Linked DNA regions of Homo sapiens: all the other regions are linked to region 1. The links are chromatin contacts, found by Hi-C in ENCODE. All regions are on one chromosome and are shown on one strand. The core of a region is the stretch at or near the end of the contact, and the rest is flanking DNA. Distances in the headings are between cores, read along the strand shown.

Evidence for each region. A loop is a pair of places that touch in the nucleus more often than their neighbours do. Pooled maps may share reads with other maps.
Region 2: a map of CD4-positive, alpha-beta memory T cell shows a loop between it and region 1 (34-fold over the local background). The contact joins the promoter of FIZ1 here to the promoter of ETFB in region 1. A Hi-C loop is called at or near these places in 1 of 168 maps with a recorded cell type or tissue (CD4-positive, alpha-beta memory T cell), 2 of 37 single-sample maps with no recorded cell type and 12 of 50 pooled maps.
Region 3: a loop to region 1 is called in a pooled map, with 9 times the contacts of the local background. The contact joins the promoter of UBE2S here to the promoter of ETFB in region 1. A Hi-C loop is called at or near these places in 7 of 50 pooled maps.
Region 4: a loop to region 1 is called in a map of ascending aorta, with 9 times the contacts of the local background. The contact joins the promoter of KMT5C here to the promoter of ETFB in region 1. A Hi-C loop is called at or near these places in 2 of 168 maps with a recorded cell type or tissue (ascending aorta and natural killer cell) and 11 of 50 pooled maps.
Region 5: a loop to region 1 is called in a map of CD8-positive, alpha-beta T cell, with 8 times the contacts of the local background. The contact joins the promoter of PPP1R12C here to the promoter of ETFB in region 1. A Hi-C loop is called at or near these places in 2 of 168 maps with a recorded cell type or tissue (CD8-positive, alpha-beta T cell and ascending aorta) and 8 of 50 pooled maps.
Region 6: a loop to region 1 is called in a map of CD8-positive, alpha-beta T cell, with 12 times the contacts of the local background. The contact joins the promoter of LENG9 here to the promoter of ETFB in region 1. A Hi-C loop is called at or near these places in 4 of 168 maps with a recorded cell type or tissue (CD8-positive, alpha-beta T cell, ascending aorta, chondrocyte and 1 more) and 17 of 50 pooled maps.

The regions. Positions count from the first base shown.
Region 1 is chr19:51,364,157-51,367,637 of GRCh38, forward strand. It overlaps ETFB (electron transfer flavoprotein subunit beta), which reads right to left and starts at 2,232. Exons shown (of 6, transcript NM_001985.3): 1 at 2,114-2,232. The coding sequence starts at 2,170. CLDND2 (claudin domain containing 2) reads right to left here. Exons shown (of 4, transcript NM_152353.3): 3 at 3,301-3,420; 4 at 2,942-3,059. The coding sequence ends at 2,986. RefSeq lists an enhancer at 1,839-2,798 and silencers at 3,028-3,077, 3,348-3,481.
Region 2 is chr19:55,597,721-55,601,201 of GRCh38, forward strand. It overlaps FIZ1 (FLT3 interacting zinc finger 1), which reads right to left and starts at 1,797. Exons shown (of 3, transcript NM_032836.3): 1 at 1,754-1,797; 2 at 1-181. The coding sequence starts at 145. It overlaps ZNF524 (zinc finger protein 524), which reads left to right and starts at 2,568. Exons shown (of 2, transcript NM_153219.4): 1 at 2,568-2,688. RefSeq lists enhancers at 1,168-2,042, 2,043-2,916 and silencers at 1,394-1,813, 2,524-3,073.
Region 3 is chr19:55,406,022-55,409,502 of GRCh38, forward strand. It overlaps UBE2S (ubiquitin conjugating enzyme E2 S), which reads right to left and starts at 1,767. Exons shown (of 4, transcript NM_014501.3): 1 at 1,566-1,767; 2 at 794-941. The coding sequence starts at 1,568. It overlaps LOC105372462 (a long non-coding RNA gene), which reads left to right and starts at 2,124. Exons shown (of 3, transcript XR_936075.3): 1 at 2,124-3,481. RefSeq lists enhancers at 1,230-1,743, 2,100-2,394, 2,416-2,525 and silencers at 1,396-1,865, 1,876-1,935, 1,946-1,995.
Region 4 is chr19:55,338,234-55,341,714 of GRCh38, forward strand. KMT5C (lysine methyltransferase 5C) reads left to right here and starts at 1,643. Exons shown (of 9, transcript NM_032701.4): 1 at 1,643-1,724. RefSeq lists enhancers at 1-561, 562-1,335, 1,645-1,714 and silencers at 1,735-1,794, 3,040-3,219.
Region 5 is chr19:55,115,957-55,119,437 of GRCh38, forward strand. It overlaps PPP1R12C (protein phosphatase 1 regulatory subunit 12C), which reads right to left and starts at 1,681. Exons shown (of 22, transcript NM_017607.4): 1 at 1,267-1,681. The coding sequence starts at 1,587. RefSeq lists enhancers at 77-912, 267-316, 717-796, 1,757-2,036 and silencers at 1,227-1,326, 1,347-1,426, 1,617-1,696.
Region 6 is chr19:54,462,114-54,465,594 of GRCh38, forward strand. It overlaps LENG9 (leukocyte receptor cluster member 9), which reads right to left and starts at 1,665. Exons shown (of 1, transcript NM_001301782.2): 1 at 1-1,665. The coding sequence starts at 1,413. It overlaps CDC42EP5 (CDC42 effector protein 5), which reads right to left. Exons shown (of 3, transcript NM_145057.4): 3 at 2,913-3,434. The coding sequence starts at 3,434. The coding sequence ends at 2,988.

The DNA of each region.
Region 1 (3,481 bases), core at 982-3,481:
TCCAGGTGAGACAATGACACCAAGAGACAATAGGGCAAGAAGGGTGGGGGGTGGAGAACTGACAGCTTTGGGAGAAGGGAAAGAGGGTGGGACAGTACCCAGGTCTAATCTGGTGTTTAGGAAGCTGGCAGGGTCTGAATCATTTATTTGTTCTGAAAAGGACATCAACAGACACATCCAGTGAGACAGGATGTAATGCAGGGAGCCCTGGGGCACTGCGGGAGGGGAAGGCAGCACCCTCTGGAAAGGACAGTAGCTGATTCAACGCGGCCTTCACGCTTCCCCTCTGTTCTCTCCCTGAGCACACCAGAGACATCCATGTGCCAGGCTCTGTGCTGAGTGATGCTGGGACCAGAGCTGAGTCAAACGTGGGCCTGCACCATGGGGGAGACGGATCCAATCCCAGACATGCCAGGCGTGGAAGGCCAGGGCTGGGATGGAGAGAAGAGGCCCAGGGAGCTGTAGGACTCCAAAGATGTGACAGTAACGAACAGTCAGAGCAGGGAGGAAACCAAGTGTTGGGTCCCAGGACCCCAAGAGGAATGTGTCTCAAAAGGGCTACAGGTGACATCCCTGTCATGTGCTGCCAGAGGCATCATTAGGACAGGGGGCATTGAGGGAGATGGGAGAGCAGAGTCTAGAGCCAGACTTGCCCGGGGTTTCGATCGTAACTCTGCCACTTACTGGCTGGGAGATCTGACAGGCCTCAGTTTCCTCATCTATCCAATGGAATTAATAATACAAAGGGTCGGCCAGGCACGGTGGCTCACACCTGTAATCCCAGCACTTTGGGGGGCCGAGGCAGGCGGGTGGATCACCTGAGGTCTGGAGTTTGAGACCAGCCTGACCAACATGGTGAAACCCCATCTCTACTAAAAATACAAAAAATTAGCCAGGTGTGGTGGCACATGCCTGTAATCCCAGCTACCTGGGAGGCTGAGGTAGGAGAATTGCTTGAACTCGGGAGGCTGAGGTTGCAGTGAGCCAAGACTGCGCCATTGCACTCCAGCCTGGGCAAAAAGAGCAAAACTCCGTCTCAAAAAATAAAAATAAATAATAAATAATACAAAGGGTACTGAAAGGACTGAATGGGTTAATCTCTGCAAAGGACTTGGAACGATGCCTGCCACGTAAGTACCCGCTAAATGCTGGCTGCTATCATCACTGACACTTTCATGCTCAAGTCTGGCTCCTGTACCCTCTTCCCCAGCCCACTCCCTAAGCAGGCAGGGGCAGTATCAGTGTCAACTTTGTGACCCTGGTTTTGCCCACCCTGAGGCCTCCAGGGTGCCAGGCCCTGCGCTAGGTAATGCTGGGGACACGGAGGTAAGTCCCCAGGCTGATGGGAAGGACAGACATGGACAGACAGTCACCATCTTCAGTCCAGTTCAGGCCAAGCATTGAGAGAAACGGGCCTGAGAGACCGTGTCTGATTCACCTCTGTCCACACCAGCTTCCCTCTGGGGACAACAAGCCAGGCGCTGAGAGCACCCTCCCCCACCTCTTTCATGGAGAATGTGAGCTACCCCCAGCTCAGTCAGGTTGGCTCCTTGAACTTTCATCTCTAGCAAACACACTTCTCTCTCCCTAGCTAGAGCCTCCTGGCTCACCCTGTGGCTATGGAGGGTGGAAAGCAGCTTCTGGGGCCCCACAGGACCCTGTCTGACTCCCTCTATAGCACATTTCGGGTAATATAAGAGTACAATGGTAAGTAATGCAGCCTAGTGGGTGAAAGCAGTCAGAGGAACCTGGATAGAACTCTCGGCTCTGCCCTTCTCTAGCTGGGTGACCTCTCTGTGCCTCAGTTTCTCCGTGCATTAAACAGGGACCGTGACTTCTTCCAGTGGGTAAGAAATAGAGAAAGCAACTCACTCTGAACAGTTATCAAGAGAGTGAATCCAGAACGAGGGAAAAGAGAACATGGCCGTGACCCCGGAGGGATCGGATGTTAGAACTTCACTCTTGGATTTTTGCCCTCAGGTGACTTTGACGTTTGGGGGTTAAAGCGGCAGAGGTCGGGGGTTACGAGAAGACCCCCACCCAGTGTGCGCTCGTGGCCCCGGAAGCACACGGCTGCGGGACTCAGGGATGTGGGAGAGGGGGGCCCGATCACCTTCACGGCGTAGTCGATGACCCTCTTGACAGCTACGAGCACGCGCAGCTCCGCCATCTTCCCGCCGCAGCCACTTACAGGGTCAGCCCGCACCCTCAGCGGCTCAGTCCAGAAGCCCCACCACCCCCGCCCCCCGCGCCCCTCTCTGCGCCTGCGCGCAGCACGGTCAGCCAGTCAACCGCTGCAGAGCCCGCCTCCCCGACAGAGGACCAATCGAGAGGCCGGAAGGAAGGGAGGTGTGGCAAGCAATGCAAACCAATGGGAAGCGGATCTCGGGGAGCGAGCGGGACCTGGAGAGAGAAGGAAAGGCCTGGCGGAGAGGGCAGGGCAGAGAACTAGGGGAAAGGTCGTGCACTGGAGGGAAGCGCGCCCGGAGTTTATAGATCCTCCCGGTCCTATAAACACTTCCCGGTATCCCCGGATCTGCTCTCCCTCTCCAGATCCCCCACTTCTTCCCGGCCTCTCCAAGTCGCGGTACTCGTATTCCCACGCCTCTGAATCCTCGCGCGTCGGTCTCTCCACTCTCTCCATCCCCGTGTTCCCTGTCCCTTCCATATCCGTATCCTCCCCTGTCCGTGTCTCTACTTCACCTCCATGTCGTCCCCACAGCCTCTCCACACCCTCTCCAAAGGCCCACGTCCCCTCCTGGCCCCGCCCCTCCCACATGTCCCTGTTCCCATCCCAATCCATGGAGACTTGTGTCTCCATGTCTGTGTCTCCCTGTCTCCACGTTCCCTATGAGTTCATGTCCTTATGTCTTCCCTGAGCCTCTATGCAACCCCGTGCCTGCGTCCCCACGACCCGCAGAAAAGCACGCGGAGCCGCAGCGCTAAAAAAAGCCGTTCCTTTATTCTGCCCCAGGCAGGCTGCAGTCACAGACACACGGGGAATCCACTGATGGCGTCGGTGCTCTGCATGATCATGTCTGCCAGCAGAAAGCAGAAGCCTGGGGGGACGGGGGTGCGGAGCAGGGAGAGGAAGGTGGGCCCTGGGGCGGATGGCCGGGAGGGCCCCGGGGACTGGGGTTTGGGGCTCCAAGGGGGTCTCTGCCGGGTCTGCGGGAGTCGTTAGTGTGTTGGGGAGTCCCCGAGAGGTCCCCGGGGTTTCCTGGGAGGGCAGCTGGGGAGCCTCTGGGGTGAGGGTCTTCTGGGCAGTCTCCTCCACCCTCTTCCCGCTGTCCAGTTTACCCGCGAGAATTGAGAAGGGTAAGGCCAGCCACCCAGAAAAATAGGACCAAGAGAAGAAGACGTTGTTCTTCCACGCATTCTTCACGGTGTAGCCTATCAAGGCGGTCAGCAGCAGCAGTCCTGGGCCCCGCCCAGCCGCAAGATGAGCTAGCTGGGCCTGGTGGGGGCTGCACCCAGGCCA
Region 2 (3,481 bases), core at 547-3,046, 4.2 Mb after region 1:
TGAGCGCTGTGTGCCGGGCAAAGTGGCGCCGCAGGTCTGAGCGGTAGCGGAAGCTCTTGCCACATTCACTGCAGTGAAACGGGACCCTGGGGGCGGCAGCGGCGGGCGGTGCTGGTGCAGGGGTTGGGGCGGGGACGTCATCCATGGTGGCGGGGAATACAGTGGTATGTGGGGGCTCTCTCTGGAGTAGTGGGGAGACAGAGGAGCAGGTGAGGGGGTCGGCTCCCCATCAGCTCTCTCCTCCCAGGTTCCCAGACCCACCACCTGTCCCCTGGGAGACCCTCCCACTGCCCACCTCTCTAAGCCACTCTCATTGTTCTTTAAAATCCTCCTACTCTCTTAGAAACCCTTCTCTCGCGGCTCCACGCCTGTGGCAAAATCTTCCTAATCACTTCATAGTCTCCTCACTCCACGGAGTGTTTTTAAGCCTCTCCTCGCTCTTCGCCAATGCGCGGCCACTGCTCTCTGTGCCCCTCCCACTGTAATTTAAGCCTCTCCCACTCTTCCTTAAGTCCCACCTACTCCCTTCAAAGTCCCCCACAATGTTCCCTAAGGATCTTGTATTCTTTGCCAAGCCCTTTTCCTTCCAAAAGGCCCTCCCACTCCCCTCTAAGCTCCTCCCACTCCTCTTCCAGGATGACCACTTAGCGAATGGGAGGGCAAAGATTTGGGGCTAAGCACACTGGAGTCATCCTTGCAGGGAGACCAGAATTACTCCTGTAACATCAGATAATAAAAATTCTTCATCTGTAAAATGGGAATAGTAGTACCTACCTCATGGAGTGGTGGCGAGAATTAAGTAAAATTGTGGCAATAAATGCTACGTGCCCACTTAAGCTGGTGCACAGCAAAGACGCAACAAGTAAGCTGTTTGGATGACTATTATCCCGTAAGTTCCTCCTGGATTCCTCCTTAAGTCCTACCATGATTGCTAAGTTATTTGACTTATCTAAGCCCCTCTCGGGTCCACTAAGACCCACTTCCAAAACTCCACCCAATTTTTCCTTTAAAGAAGCCACATCCTTTCTAAGACTCTCCACTGGACTCCCGTCACCTTCTCAGGCCTTCTCTACGAAGTCTATTCCCATCCCCTGCAAGTCCTTTCCACATTCATTATAAAGACCTGATAGTTGCATTAAACCCCTCCAAATTACACCCTTAAACTCCACCCCCCTCACTAGGCCTACCTACTTCTCTAAGCCACACCCCAGACAAACTCCATCCCTTCTACTCTAAACTCCTCCCTCCTGCTTCCTGGGCTCCCTTTACCCAACCAGCCTCAATGAGTTTCCTTCCACCCCTCAATCCAGGGCCTACCCACCATTCCTTCTGAGCCACGCCCCTTTATCAAACCCCACCTCTTTGCCTAAGACCCTCCCATTTTCTATCCAGACTCTCCCTCCTCCACGCCCCTCCCACTTCCACTCTAAGCTCCGCCCAACTCAGGCTCCTCCCAGCCCTTGCTCCGCCCCAGCAGCCACTAGGCCCCGCCTCCTCCTCCACCCCGCAGCCTGAGGAGCGGGCCCCCCCACTTGCCCAGTCTGCTCCAGGCCCCAGGCCCCGAGAGCCGGCCTTTTGTGCCCCTCCCCCTGCCCCTAAAAGGTGCAGCCCTGGGCGCCCGGTTGGGGGGCAGGTCGGGCAGGCCCCGGGGCCAGGCGAGTCCACCTCGCTCGTACGGAGCGTTGGTCCTGGAGACCCGGGGCGGCCCCGGGAGGCCGGGGAAGTCCGTCGGCTTTCCTCTTTAATTACTTACACCTCCCTCTGGGCGCCGACATTTTGGGCAGCGGGGGCAGCGTCACTTCCACCCGGGGGGCCCCTCGACTTCCGCCTCAGCTCCCTTCCCCCGCCGTACTCCCCCTTTCTCCCGCCCTCTTGGCTCCCCTTCCTCATCCCCGCCCTTCTCCCTCTTTCCCTTTCCTTTCCCAGCCCTGGAGGTTGAAGAAGCCAGGCCCGCGCCATCTTGGGTGAGGGCAGCGGGAAGGGGCGGGGCTTAGGGACACCCACGGCGCCATACAGACTAAGGGCAAGGAGCTGAGAGCGAGGGGGCTTCTCCGTGGCGACACTAGGCGATGCTAACGTAAATGAGAGCAGATACTATTTCTTTTTCACAGCCTCGGACTCCTCCGATTAGGATGTACAGTTGGACTAGGGAAAAAAAAAGAAAGCGAAGTGCGCCAACTGCAATACAGAGCTGGAAAAGACCGGCACCATCTTATCCACTTAGCACTCCATGGGCTTCGAAGCCTGTCCGGTGCCATGTTAATTACGGGCACTGGGCAGCCATTTTCCCGCTCCTCATCATTCGGTATCTGTCTTTGGGTCACCCGACTGTGGGCTTTGTGAGAGGAAAGGCGTTTCGAGGTGGTTGGGGATGTGGTGCTGGGTTATTTCCCACTGGGGACACACCAGGGCCGCCGGTGCGCAGGCGCGGCTTCCGGGCGTGGCCGCGACCGGTCGTTAGGACCCAGCGAGTCCCCTTTGTTTCCCGCGGGCGCGCAGGCGGGCGGGAAGGGCAGGAAGGGAGGGGCCCGGCGCTTCTCCGAGGGGCGGGGCCGGCACCGCGCGCCGCCGCCCCCGCCTCGCCGCCGCCGAGGGGCAGGGCCCCCTCACCCCCTCCCCTTCCCACGCGCCGGCCCCGTTGCCCCCGCGCGCGCGCACACTCGCGAGCCCCGGCGACATGCAAATGAGGTACCCGAGAGGCGGGGGGCGCAGGCGGGAGGGGGGGTGTGGGGGTAGGGGAGGCCGGGCCGCGCGCTCCCGGAGCGCGCCTCCAACACCTGTTCCTGCTCCCGCGCTCGCGCCCCGCGAAGCCGTCCGGGCGCGCGCGCGCAGACCCCCTTCCTGGCAGCCCCCGCCGCCCGCTTACCCGGCGCCGCTCATTGGCCGTCGCCCCCGCAGGGCCCGCCCCGCGCTTGGGCTTCGCAGCTCGGGGGCCGATGGGCGCGTCAGTACCGGGGCGAGGGGACGGGGAGGGTCGGGGGACCAGTCTCCCCCTTTCCACCGTTCCAAAGACCAGACTCCTAGACTAGGCTACCCCGTGGGAGCGAACCGTATGGAAAGGTGGTTGCTCCTCTCTGGACAGCAGTCTATGTGGCTGTTAAAGGGGAGGGGGGGGTGCAGGGGGGCACCTGCAGCACCTGCTTCCAGCTGCACCTGTGCCTCCCCTTCCCCTCCGTTACACCCCAATCCCATGCTCCCAGTATCTGAGTGGGCGCCGGGAAGATGGTGGTGGCGTTGGTGAAGTTTATTGAGTGCTTACTGTGCACCAGGCAGTGTTCGAGGGGCATTTTAAAGCCCACTGTCTTATTCGATTCTCCTGACAACCCTGGTTTATTCACTTTTCAGAGGAGGAAACTGGCAAAGTCAATTGCTAGTTATAGGCAGAGCTGAATTCAAACCCAGGACTGAGCCCTCGTAATGTCCCCTTTCCTCCTTGGGTTTATTTGTTCTCCATTCTCTGGGACATTCGGGTCACAAGACC
Region 3 (3,481 bases), core at 517-3,016, 4.0 Mb after region 1:
CCAGCTTCCTCTACAAACTCCTTGAAGAGGCCTAGAAGCCCTAAAAGAGCTTGGCAGCTTCATCATCAACTTTCTTCATGTGTTTTTACCAAGCGCCCAGCTCCACCTGCCCAAGGGCCTTTCTGGAGCCTTCCTATTGTCATGATCCCGCGCCCTCTGCAGCAAGGCATGAAGGACCTCAACTGTCACCGCTGCCAGGTCTTTCCTGACCACCTACCACCATCACCACCGTGGACTAGACCATTCCTTCACAGGCTCTGCTCAAATCCTGACTTTGTAGGAATTCTGGTGATAACAGAAATGTAGCCTGCATGAAACAGTATTCTAAATCACTCCGCAAATCATGTGACCCGCAAATCATTCATGACCCGTCTCCCCACGATCTGCATCTGGCTTGTTTCCTCATCCCTGACACTCACAGCAGGATGGAGTTTGAGATCACCTGGCCCACCCTCCCAGGCCCTTGCTGACACCATTCCCACCACCTGGAGCTCTCTTCCCATTCCTACTTAATTCCTACCCACCCTCAGGTCCAGGGAAGCCATGTCTGAAAGCCTTGCTTCAAATCTAGAGTACCGTCCCATGATATACTAACTCAATGACCAGATATTTCTCAACCCTTGTGGGAAAAGAGTACATAATTGTCATTTGTGGCGTCCTGCCCTGTCCACCAATGCATCCCAACACCTGACACGAGGCCAGCCTGTAATGGGTACTTCCCGCTAGGGTGATCTAGAGCAGGGTGATGGAGGATCTAAGCAGCAGCCCCTTCTCTTTTTCCTTCCAAACTCACCAGGGCCCTCGATGGTGACCTGGAGGTCGGTGAGGTCCTCCTCGTTGGGAAAGACCTTGATGCCATCGGGTGGGTCTGCGGTCAGTGTCGTCACCTCCTTGTACACCAGGCGGATGATGTGCGGGGGTAGGTTCTCCACGTTGGAGTTCTGGGCACGGATGGGAGAGCAGGGTGAGCGAGTGTTAAGAGCTGGGCTTCCCGCAGGGCCTAAAGATGCTGAGACTGCCCAAGTCTTGACTCAGTGGCCCCAGGCTGTCAATCACCCTTGAACTCCCAGACCCTCACCCAGGATGCTTCAGGCCATCAGCCCAGGCAGAGTTTCCAACAGAAATGGGGGCGGGTTCACGGGGGGGCTTGCAGATAACTCCACCCACCCCAGAACCCCCCCCCCAAAGCCCGCTCCTAACCCTGCTTGGTCCCCAGTGGTTCCACGTAGGCCAGAGATCTACTCTCTCCCCCTTCTCCACTAATTTTTGGTTAGAGCATCCTTGAAACCCCGGCTCAGGTCTGGAGATGGCGGCGGGGCGTCCTTGCTCCTGGTAACACCCATGGGCGGGCCGCAAAGCGCCCGGAGCCCTCGCCGCCAGGGAGACTGCGGGCCGCCCGAGCTCCTGCTCCGCCTGCGGGAAGGCCCTCGGGCCCATCCCGGGTCAGGGACCCCCAGGCTGGCCCTCAAACCCCTCAAGGCCGCCCGTCGGAGGCCCCTGAGACTCCACCTCCTCCCTCAGGGACACCCCCGACCACCTTCATGGGCCTCATCGCCCGTGCTCACCATGGCTGCGGCCGGCCGGGGGCGGGTCCCCCCGGCCCCCTTCCTGCGTTCTTCGGTCCGCCGGCCGGGGCGGGGGGCCCAACTGCTGCCGCTGCGGCCCTGGAGAGGCCCCGGCGGCCCCGCTCCGCTCCCCGCTGCCTCCGACGTCCGCCGCGCACAGCGTAGACCAACCCGCCGCCCCGGTGCCCGGCAGCACTGAGCCGGCCGCGCGCGCACCACTGCCTCTTTATAACCGCCCGCAGGCCACGCCCTCCGCGGCCCCTCAGCTCCGAGCCTCAACCGTGACGTCAGCGCGCACGTTCCTTGGTTTTCGACGCGCTCGCTCCCTTCCCCGCAAACTATGGTCAGAAGCGAGGGAAGTGGCGGAGAGGGCTGGGTAGCGGGCCGGCCAATGGGGGCCCGCGGGGGTCGGGAGGGTTCTCAAAGAACGGAGGGGCTGAAAAGGGGAAGAAGAGAGGAAGGGGGACGGGGAAGGCGACGCGGCCGCTGATTGGACCGTTTGAATGAGACGCCGCCACGGCCCGGCATACGCGCGGGCGCGCCCTGACGCTGAGGAAGTCGCGCACGCGACTAACGGTCTTCCTGGGGGCCGGAGCGTGGCGAGGGGAGGCGGGACTCGGGGTTTTAAACGCGTGATGGAAGGCGCTCGGGCCAATAGGGATGCGCTTTAGTGACTGGTGGGTCACGAGACTCGCATGGGCCAATGACTGATAGAGACCGGTCAGAGGGCGACCCAGTTTCGTGCAGATCAAACCGCTGCCAGCCAACGAAATCCGTTGATTTTTGTATATGCAAATGAAGTGTGCGCTGCCGCCCGCGCCCCCTCCTTTGAGCCGTGGTGGAGGTGGGCGCTGGAACTCCGACTACATTTTTCTATGAGGCGCCATTTTGTGCTGGAAATGCTCTTGGACCCACGTCCTGTATTGCTAAGGCTCAAAGATCAGTCAGAATGACCTTGAAGGCTTGGACAGCCTTGCACTCCGTGTGTGACCCCCACTCCTGCCAGGCTTCATCGAAGACGCCAGCCTCAGTTTCCTTATGTGACAAATGGGCACTGGGATCCGTTGTATTGCCAGGGAAAGAAGTCAGAGAGTGCCAAGACGGTTATTCACGGCATGGTTATGCCTATGACTGACCCATGGCCTCCAGCCACACCCGCCTTCTCTGGGACTCAGTTTCCCTCTCTAGGAAATGGACACATAGCTGCCTGGAAAAGGGACCATCTCCAGCCCTCAGTGTCAGTAAAAACGTCAGGCAATTGCTTGAGAACGGTGGCCAGAGCTCCCTGAGCAGGCCTTTTGGAGGGGCTTAGAGAGGAGGAGGGAATGCTGAAGTTGGCCTTCCTTTGCTCATCTGTGCAGTGCGGTCGCAGTGCCCTCTCGGTGTCTCTGCCAGTCTGTGCGTCCACAGCTCTTCTTAGTTTCTTGGCCTTTTTCAGCCATGGATGAGAGCATTAACATCTGGGCCTAATTTGGCCACAGGTACCTGAAAAGACCCCTGGCTACCAGCTTCCCCTCATGGGGCCTCAGCTTCTGAAGAAGGAATAAGGAAGGTGTGAAAGAAATCTACATGGCCAAGGCCAGGCGTGGTAGCTCACGCCTGTAATCCCAGCACTTTGGGAGGCTGAAGCTGGCAGATCACCTGAGGTCAGGAGTTTGAGACCAGCCTGGCCAACATGGTGAAACCCCATCTGTACTAAAAATACAAAAATTAGCCAGGTGTGTTGATGCAGCCCTGTAATCCCAGCTACTCGTGAGGCTGAGATGGGAGAATCGGTTAAAGCCGGGATGTGGAGGTTGCAGTGAACTGAGATCTCGCCACTGCACCCCAGCCTGGGCAACAGAGCAAGACCCTGTCTCAAAAAACAAAAAAGCAAAAAAAAAAAAAAAACCAAAAAACAAAACCTACATGGTCGG
Region 4 (3,481 bases), core at 393-2,892, 4.0 Mb after region 1:
TGGGAGGCTGAAGCAGGAAAATCGCTTGAACCTGGGCGGCGGAGGTTGCAGTGAGCCGACATCGCACCATTCCACTCCAGCCTGGGCAACAAGAGGGAACTCTGTCTAAAAAAAAATTAGCCAGGGGTGGTAGTGCATGCCTGTAATCCCAGCTACTTGGGAGGCTGAGGCAGGAGAATCGTTTGAACCTGGGAAGCAGAGGCTGCAGTGAGCCGAGATCACTCCACTGCACTCTAGCCTGGGCGAGAGAGCGATACTCTGTCTCTGTCTCTCTCTCTCTCTCTCTCTCTCTCTCTCTCTCTCTCTCTCTCTCTCTCTCACACACACACACACACACACACACACACACACCAAAACACCAAAAACAGCACACCAAAACAGCACCTACTCTGTGGCATGCATTGTTTTAAGTGCCCACGATCTATAGCTGTACAGTGGAGCGCATGTCTGACAGTGATCCTATATGTGTAGACACACAAGCGCCTACATTGTGTTACCGGACAGTAACATGCTGCACAGCTGTGTGGCCCAGGAGCCGCCGGCCACCTTACAGCCCAGGTGCCAGCAGCCCTGCCACGTAGGTGTGAGTGATGTTGCTCTAGGATGCTGGCAGGATGACGACATCGCCTGAGCACGCACTGCCCAGATGGTATCAGTGTCGTTAAGGGAAGAATGGCTGTGGCGAAACAAACAAACAAGCAAACAAAGACCGCCTGTTCTGAGTGTGGAGCTTATTATTCTCGGCGTAATTATGATGAATTGTTAGTTACGTTTGCCTCTAGGATTGAGGTAGGGGGGGTGATCCCAATTAGGGGGTGCCCCAGGGGAGCGCCCCAGGAGTCAGGGCTTGTCTCAAAAGTCCCCACTCCTCCCTCAGCCTCCCCTCCCTCCATCCGACCCCGTTCATATCGCGGGAAGGTCCCACAGAGTGCGTGTGGATACTCCCAAAACGCAACGGTGTAAACGGGGAGGGAGGGAGAGAGACTGAGGAGCCCTTTGTAGCCAGGCAGAGCTGTCAATAAAGTTTCGTCGCCTTGGTAACCGCAGGCCTCGCGGGGCGGGAGGGGAGAGGGATGGCGGTGCGCGCGCATTCACCGCCTCCCTCCCGCCGGGTCTGGCTTTCTCCCTCCTGTGGCCGAAGCTTTCCTCGGAGAAATAGAAGAGGGAGGCCGCGACTCTATGGTGATGGACGGAGGCCTTACCCAATGGAAAGAGGAGCTGTCCCAAGGCCAGGCAATCATATACGACTACTGGAGCTGGCAGAGCCCGCCCTCTTTCCACTTGGACCTGAATAACCCGACCCAAACCGAGTTTCGCCCGGAGAGACTGCGCTTTCGGCCAATGAGTGCGTCGATTTCGAGCCCCAGTGTGAGCGAAGGCGGGACAAGTCTCCATGGCAGCGACTAAAGGACAGCGATGTGAACCACTGACAACAGTTCGCGGCGTTTGACGGCGGCGGGGGCGTGGCGGGGTTTTATCTGTGTATTGACGAGAGCCGGGCGCGGAGGGAAAGAGTGGGGCTTGGCCAATGGGAGCGCCGTGAGCTTCGTAGCAACGGAGGAGTGGCGGTGGCTGTGGCCAATAGAAAGCCTCAGTGGCCTTGGCGGGGCTGGCCCGGAGAGCAGATGGGAGGTGCGGCGACAGTGTTTGACGAGAGCCGAAGGAGGCTGTGGGAGGTGTTGGCGGCGGCGGCGCGGGCGCCTGAGGAGGAGGAGGAGAAGCGGGTGAGGGGCGGCGCGGGGCCCGATCTCTGAGCCCCTTCACGGCCCCAGCCCCGCGCCGCCTTGGCTCCCCAGTCGCCCCCTGCCCCGACTGCCCCCCACCCCGCCCGGCCCCTCCTCGTGTCCAGGCGCCCACGTCTCCCGGCCCCTCGCCGGGCCTCGGGCTCCGCGGCACTGCAGCCTCCTTCCTGTGCTTCCTCACCCGGGCCCTGACCCCCTTCTTACGTCCACGGCCCTCCCTGCATCCTCAGGGCCTCTCCCTGACCTCTTGTCACTCTCCAGGCCTCTCCCTGCACCCCCCAGGGCCTTTCCCTGACCTCACCCTCCAGGCCTCTCCCTGCACCCCCAGGTCTCTCCCTGCACCCTCAGGGCCTCTCCCTGACCCTTCTCTCACCCCCGGGACCTCCCTGCACTCCCAGGGCCAATCCCCGACCTCCTCTCACCCTCCAGGCCTCCTTCTGGACCCTCTAGGTCTTTCTGTGCCCTAGAACCTCTCCCTGACCCCTCTGTCCCTCTCCTGGCACTCCCTGGACCCTGAGGTCGGCCTCTGACCCTCCAGGTCCCTTGCCCTGGGCTCTCACCGCCTACCCAGGCGCCTCCCTGGGTCCCCAGGCCCTTCCCTAGGGTCTCCCTTTCCTGGATCCCCCAGGACCCCACCAAGCCCGTTTGGATCCCTGGGCCCCTGTCCGCCCTCTCAGGCCCTTCACTCACTGGACACCCAGGATCTTCTCCGCCATCCCTGGACCGCCCCCCGACCCAGGTCTCCCGTCTGGCTCCTCCCTGAGTCCCTAGGCCATTCCCCGCTCTCTGTCCTCCCTGGCACCCCCATCCCTTCCTCACACCCCTCTGAGCGCCCCCAGGCCCGGCTGCAGCCTTCTCCCTCCCACAGCCCCCTGCCGTGCCCACCGCTGTGCGTTTCTCTCCTTGCCCCCAGCCCCCTCTCCAGCTTCCCCGCTGTCCCTGGCGTCCTCCTGCAGCGCCCCCTCTTTCTCTCCCGCAGCCTCGCAGTCTGTCCCCGACCCCTCCACAGCCGTCTCTGCAGCTCCCGCTCCTTGCCCTGCCCCATCTCCTCCTCTCCTGGGCGCGGATGAGCCTCGAGCGCCGTGGTGCGGGGACGAGGCTGGCCCTCCGTCCGGGTTAGGGGTTTGGGTGGTTTTCTTCATCTCTCCGTTCTCTCCTGGCTCCGCTTTAAAAAAATGTTTTTGTAAATATTGACCTGTGCTGCCTCCCCATAGTCTTCCTTTGCTCCCCTCCCCACCCCCGCTTTTGTCCTCTGAGCCCCCCTCCCCTGGAATCCTTGGAGAGGGAGCAGGTGCTGGGATCCCTCCCCTGCCCTCCCTCCCGTCACCCGCCTCCAGGCTGCCTGGGGCTTCACCCGGAGCCTCCTGACCACTCCCGAAGGCTGCCGGGGAGGCAGGGGGCGGAGACCGAGGCTGGGTCGAGGTGGGGGTGGAGGGCGGGACCTCGGGCTGGCGGGAAGCTTTGACTTTTCCTCCTTGAGGGCTAGAGGTGAAGCGGCTCCCCACGGTGCTAAGCCTTTAGGGTGATCCCGGCTGCCAATCAGTCAGCCTTCTCTGGGCCCAAAGAGATGTGTGTGTGTAGGGGGTCTCTGTACATATGGGCAGGGGCATCTGCGTGTGTCAGTCTGAGTGTGCATGGGTGTGCATGTGGGGGTTGTGTGTTTAGGGGGGATCTGTGTCTGCGCTGCGGAGCAAGAGCAAGAGCTAAGGCGATGGCTGACATGGCTCTGGGCTTTCCCT
Region 5 (3,481 bases), core at 431-2,930, 3.8 Mb after region 1:
AGATGCCATGACAGGGGGCTGGAAGAGCTAGCACAGACTAGAGAGGTAAGGGGGGTAGGGGAGCTGCCCAAATGAAAGGAGTGAGAGGTGACCCGAATCCACAGGAGAACGGGGTGTCCAGGCAAAGAAAGCAAGAGGATGGAGAGGTGGCTAAAGCCAGGGAGACGGGGTACTTTGGGGTTGTCCAGAAAAACGGTGATGATGCAGGCCTACAAGAAGGGGAGGCGGGACGCAAGGGAGACATCCGTCGGAGAAGGCCATCCTAAGAAACGAGAGATGGCACAGGCCCCAGAAGGAGAAGGAAAAGGGAACCCAGCGAGTGAAGACGGCATGGGGTTGGGTGAGGGAGGAGAGATGCCCGGAGAGGACCCAGACACGGGGAGGATCCGCTCAGAGGACATCACGTGGTGCAGCGCCGAGAAGGAAGTGCTCCGGAAAGAGCATCCTTGGGCAGCAACACAGCAGAGAGCAAGGGGAAGAGGGAGTGGAGGAAGACGGAACCTGAAGGAGGCGGCAGGGAAGGATCTGGGCCAGCCGTAGAGGTGACCCAGGCCACAAGCTGCAGACAGAAAGCGGCACAGGCCCAGGGGAGAGAATGCAGGTCAGAGAAAGCAGGACCTGCCTGGGAAGGGGAAACAGTGGGCCAGAGGCGGCGCAGAAGCCAGTAGAGCTCAAAGTGGTCCGGACTCAGGAGAGAGACGGCAGCGTTAGAGGGCAGAGTTCCGGCGGCACAGCAAGGGCACTCGGGGGCGAGAGGAGGGCAGCGCAAAGTGACAATGGCCAGGGCCAGGCAGATAGACCAGACTGAGCTATGGGAGCTGGCTCAGGTTCAGGAGAGGGCAGGGCAGGGAAGGAGACAAAGTCCAGGACCGGCTGGAGGGGCTCAACATCGGAAGAGGGGAAGTCGAGGGAGGGATGGTAAGGAGGACTGCATGGGTCAGCACAGGCTGCCAAAGCCAGGGCCAGTTAAAGCGACTCCAATGCGGAAGAGAGTAGGTCGAAGGGGAATGGTAAGGAGGCCTGGGGCAGAGTGGTCAGCACAGAGTGGCTAAGCCCAGGGCCAGTTGAAGCGGCTCCAATTCGGAAGTGGGGTGGTCGAAGGGGAATGGTAAGGGGGACTGGGACGGGGTGTCAGCATAGGGTGGCAAAGCCCAGGGCCAGGAACGACGGGGCGGATCGAGACTGGCAACGGGGAAGGAGGATGCCCCAGGTGGCGCAGCAGAGGGTGGACCTGGCCCCGGGAGACGCCGGGCGGGGGGCGCTGACCTGGTGCAGGGCGCTGATACCGTCGGCGTTGGTGGAGTCCAGCACGGCGCGGGCGGGCGGCGGCGCGGCGGGGTCGAGCTCGGCGCCGGGGCCAGGGTCGGCGGCGCGCAGCATCAGACGCGCCTCGTCCAGGTCGCCGCCCGCACAGGCCGCCAGGAACTCGGCGGCGCGCTCGAAGCGGACGGTGCGGGCGCGGCGCTCTCCGGGGCCAGGCTCGGCGCCCGCCCGCGCCCCCCACTGCCGCAGCTGCTCCCGTCGCCGCTCCCGGGCAGCCGCCGCCGCCGCCCCCGGGCCAGCCGCCGGGCCATCCTCTCCGGACATCGCACCGCCCGCCCGCCCAGCGAGCGAGCGAGCGCCGAGCCCCAACCGCCGCCACCACCCGCCCGCCCGCCCGCCCCGGGGGCCGCCGGGAACTGCCGCTGGCCCCCCACCGCCCCAAGGATCTCCCGGTCCCCGCCCGGCGTGCTGACGTCACGGCGCTGCCCCAGGGTGTGCTGGGCAGGTCGCGGGGAGCGCTGGGAAATGGAGTCCATTAGCAGAAGTGGCCCTTGGCCACTTCCAGGAGTCGCTGTGCCCCGATGCACACTGGGAAGTCCGCAGCTCCGAGGCGCCCAGTGGAAATCGCCAGATGAGGGCCTCCTCCGGGGAATGCTGGGAAATGGAGTCTACAGGCCGGAGGGGTGCCCCACGGCATACTAGGAAGTGTGTAGCACCGGGTAAAGGGGATGAATAGCAGACTGCCCCGGGGCAGTTAGGAATTCGACTGGACAGCCGCGTGGGAGGGAGTGCGGGGAGAGGCAGAGTTGTTTTGTTATTGTTGTTTTATTTTGTTTTCTTTGTTTTGAGACGGAGTCTCGCTCTGTCGCCACGCTGGAGTTCAGTGGCGCGATATCGGCTCGCTGCAACCTCCGCTTCCCAGGTTCAAGCAATTCTGGCTCAGTCCCCAGAGTAGCTGGGATAACAGGCGCGCGCCACCCCGCCCTGCTAATTTTTATATTTTTAGTAGAGACGGGATTTCACCATGTTGGCCATGATGGTCTTGATCTCTTGACCTCATGATCCGCCCGCCTCGGCCTGTAATCCTGCTGGGATGACGAGCGTAAGCCACCATGCCCAGCTGGGTTTTATTTATTTTGGTTTTTTTCCTGACCCCTTAACTAGAAATAAGCTCCACGAGAGCGGGATCTTTTGTCTTCTGTGCACTACTTGTCCTCGGTTCTTAGAACAGAACCTGAGAGAACCTGATCGCAAATATTTTTGGAATGAATGAATGAATGGGTTCACCAGGGCACCATGGGAAACTGAGTCCGCAACCTAGAAGCCATGAAAGACAGTCCACTTCCAAGCTTCCCTGGGTGACCTCGCAGGGCATGCTGGGAAATGAAATTTGCGGTGAAAAGGTCAGGACCACGATCCTAGGGCACGCTGGGAAATGTAGCCCACAGGGCCACACCCCTAAAAGCACAGTGGGGTGCAAGGCAGGGCCCCAAGGCATTTAGGGCTCGGGGCAAGAGAAATCCACACTCCACTCCCTAATGGTAATCCCTGAGCCACACCGAGTAAAGGAACCCAAGACACAGTGTCCACAGGGACAGGGCTCTCAGAGCTTTCACTGGCCCGCGCTTCTCCTGCGCCCACCCGGACCTCCTGGGAACCGCCCAGGCCCTCGCGCGCTCTCAAGGCATGCTGGGATTGGTGGTCCCGGGCAAGGAGTTCCAGCAGGTGGGGGGCGAATCACCTTTCAGCGGGCCCAAGCGATGAGCACACCTTGATCTTCACCTTACGGATCCCGCGCCCAACTCAAGATTGGGAAGGTGGCTGGCACTTTGTGACAGGAAGAGTCCCATAAAAATCATACAGAAAAGGGCCAAAATCGGGACAGAGACTACAGACTGTTTCCCAAGCGCTGTGGGAGTTTCCCACCCACTCTGAAGTCCTTGGGTTTGCGCGGAGACGTAAACTGCGCATCCCACGAGGCCTGTTTCTTTCCCTCTCTCTTTCTCTTTTGTTGTTGTTGTTGCTGCTGCTGTTACGAAAATTTTTGTGGTTTTATTGTATCATGAGGCATTGAAACATCCGGCGACTCAATGTCTAGGCGGTGAGGCAGCCGCTTTCTCCTTCACTTTCTTTGGGTTAAGTAGAGCAACTTGTCAGTAGTTTTGTTTTTTTTTGTTGTTGTTGTTGTTTTTGAGACGGAGGCTTGCTCTGTCGCCCA
Region 6 (3,481 bases), core at 415-2,914, 3.1 Mb after region 1:
GGGCTGGAAAGGCCCCCCTGTCCTCCCTATACGGCACAGCCAGAGTGTCTGCAGGGGCTGGCACCCCACTTCCTGGCTGAGGGTGAACTCCAGCTTGGGGAGGTGGACCTGGGAACCATGGGGCACCTTGGCCACGGTGAGGTGGGGGTGCAGCTGCCCTGGAGACTGTAGTGTACTCAGCCCCTCGGCTTCCAGCCTCTGGCTCAGCACTTGTGCCATGCTTTCCAGTGTGGGAGAGGGTGGGGCACACAGCACATGCGGGCCCAGGAGGACCAGCTTTCTAAAGCTCAGCCGAGGGGGTGCATTTAGCCCCGGGGCCAAGAGGGCCCGTCTCAGAGCTCCAATGGCAGCGGCCTCCTCCCCAGCGCCTGCCAGTCGCAGCAGGGCCAGGGTCAGGTGTAGGTTCTGAGAGGGCACTAGGAAGTTGGCGCAGTGTGGGGCCACGTGGACCAGGTATTCCTGGGCCTTGGTCACTTCTGCTTGTAGCCCAGGCTCGGTCACCATGAGGGCCACAAAATGTGTGGGGCGCGGTTGGCAAGGGGCTGCAACACTAAGGCGGGCCCTTTTGTCCTCGGGCCAGGCCGCAGGACCCCACTCGGCTTCTGTCGTCTCAGCGGAGCCCCCCGGGACTCCCAGGGCCTGTGCTTCCTTGCCCCCCAGCAATGTGGTCCTGGTGGCTGCTGTTGGCTTCAGTGCCTCAGTCACTCCGGCGAGGCGTCCTCTTGGGGCCAGTGTTCCCAAATCAGCAGCTGTGCCCAGCGCCCTCTCCTGGGCCGCCTCCAGCTCTCCGGGTTCCTCCACGCCTGGTTCCTGGTGCCCTGTGCAGAGCGGCCTTGTGCTCCCTCGCTTGGGGGCAGCCTGGGCCTCCTGACCTGTCCCCGCCAGTGTCCACTCGGCACCCTCTGCCCCGTGGGCGCCCTCGGTGTTCGGTGCGTCCAGGATGGTGGGCCCGCGTCCCGCCGCCGAGCCAGAGCCAAAGACGAGGTCGGTGCGCGAGGCGCGGTCCCACACAAGGCGGCCACGGAAGCGGAAGAAGCGCACGCGGTGCTGGGGCACTGCCAGCACGCCCGGCCCGAGCGCCGCCAGCGGCTGGTCCCAGCAAAAGGCGCTGAAGGGCTCCTCGCGCACACCCAGAAAGCGGTCGACGTAGCCCACCGAGAAGTCGGCGGGGTCGAGGCGCGGGTCCCAGCGGATGCGCTGGATGACGTCCGCGGCTGTGCGCAGCGGCGGCTTCTTGGCCCCGGCCTCCGGCTGCGCCTCGCGGCCAGGCGGCGCCGGCGCCCCAGGGTGGGGCTGGCGGCAGCGGGCGCCGAAGCGGCAGCGGCCTTCCAGGAAGAAGCGGCAGGCCGGCGGGGGCGCGGGTTCCGTGGCGGGGGCTTCCTGCGGCAACTCCGGCTCTCTGGCCGCTGCCATGGGTGCGGGGAACTGGCACGCCCGCCGCGCAGACGAGGTCGCCCCGCACGGAGGGCGGCTCCCCTTGGATGCACCGAGCCTCACCCGACAGTGGCGTCAGCGGCCCGCGCTCCGGCCTAGCTCTGGGGACCACGCCGCGTGCCCTCGCGAGGACTCTGGCCCAGTCCCTCCTTGGTGGAGAGCCTGACACCGCTGCTCTGGGACTTCCCGGCTGCGCCCTCCCCCAGCGCCAGGAAAGCAAGCTGCGTAAAGGCTGCGGCAGTCTCGGTCTCCCGGAGCTCTTGGGAGCCTGGCCCCGCCCCTTTCCCGGTGATTGATGTGTGCTGCCTCTTTCTGGGTGATTTACATGTAATGCCCCGCCCCTTTCGGGATGATTACGTGTGCCTCGACCTTTAGGTGATTTACATGTAGTGCCCCGCCCCGTTCCCGGTGATTTACATGTGGTGCCCCGCCCCTTTCCTGGTGATTTACGAGTGCCCCACCCCTTTTAGGTGATTTTTTTTTTTTTTTATGTGTGCCTCTCCCCTTCCCAAGTGATTTACATATGTTCCCCGCTCCTTTCAGGGTAATTTACATGTAATGCCCCGCCCCTTTCCGGGTGATTTACGAGTGCCTCTCCCCTTCTCAAGTGATTTACATGTGTCCCGCCCCGTTCCGGGTGATTTACATGCGTGCCCTGGCCCTTTCCCAGTGATACTTTTGTGCTGCCTCTTTCCGGGTGATTTACGTGTGTGCCTCTCCCCAAGTGATTTACATGTGTGCCCTGTCCGTTTTAAGGTGATTTACATGTGGTGCCCCGCCCCTTTCCGGGTGATTTACCTGTGTCCCATCCCTTTCCCGGTGATTTACATGTGGTGCCCCGCCCCTTTCCCGGTGATACCTGTGTGCCCCGCCCATGAGGGGACGTCTTTAAAGAACCTGGACCCGCCCTCAGTCCAAGTGATTTACATTTGCGGCCCCGCCCCTCTGGGAAACTTACGAGAACCTGGCCCCTCAGTCCAAATCATTTGCATGTTCGGCCCCATCCCTCGGGGGCCTTAAAGAACCAAGATGCCTGCGGACCCTTCCCCCACGGAGACCAGGCCCCTACTGCTCTAAAAGTGTTCTCAGACACTTCCCTCTGCAGCCGCTCCCAGAGTAAACGGCGGCTCCGCCGGGTCGGAGTCCACCTGAGGCGTTCAGGGCCAGAAAGACTCCTGGGGCTGCAGCACTCTGCAGCCCCGCCTCGGCTGGCCCCGCGGTGGCTGAGTCTGGCCCGGCCCCAGGACCACGTCCGGCCGGCGGTGGCGCACAGTATTTGACGAATGGGACTGCGGGAGCCGCCGCCTCTGCAAGGGGCACCGCCTGGCCACGCCCTCGGGCTCTCTTAAAGGAGCCGCACCCCCACCCCAGGGCAATCATCGGACCCGGACCAGGCCTCCGGGTGACACATCCGGCTCTCAGAGGCGCCAGGACCCTATCATTCATCCCTTTCCACGTGCAAAGTGAAAAGTCAGAGCCCGGGCACACACCTTGGCCGTTTATGTATACAGAAGTGGGGTGCCGGGCGGGAAGGGCGCGGGGAATGAGGGAACCTAGAGGCCGATGACGTCGTTCAGCTCGAGGTCCGCGTTGGGGCGGCAGCGGGCCTGGGGGGGCTGCGTCCCGGGGCGGGGTTCCGCGTCGGGCTTGGCGGCAGCCGCCTCCGGGCGCGCCGCGTCCATGACGCCCAGCACCGCGTCCAGCATGGAGGGCCCCAGATCCAGGTGGAAGGACAGCAGCGGGTCGGCAGGCGAGGGCGCTGCGGACTGCGGGACGGCGGGCGGCGGCGGGGAGCGCGGGGCCCCCGCGGGGGGCGCCCGGGGCTCGGGGGGCGGCCCGCCGCCGTGGCGGCTCAGGAACGAGGTGTCCCCGAAGGCGTCGCCGCCGCGCCCCACGTGCAGCGTGTGCCGGAAGTCGCCGAGCGGCGCGGAGATGGACAGGGCGCCGCGATCAGGCCGCTTCTTGGGCTGCGCGGGGCCCAGCTGCTTCAGCACGGGCATCTGCGAGGGGCACGGGAGGGTCAGCGCGGCCCCAGCCCGGGGCTCGC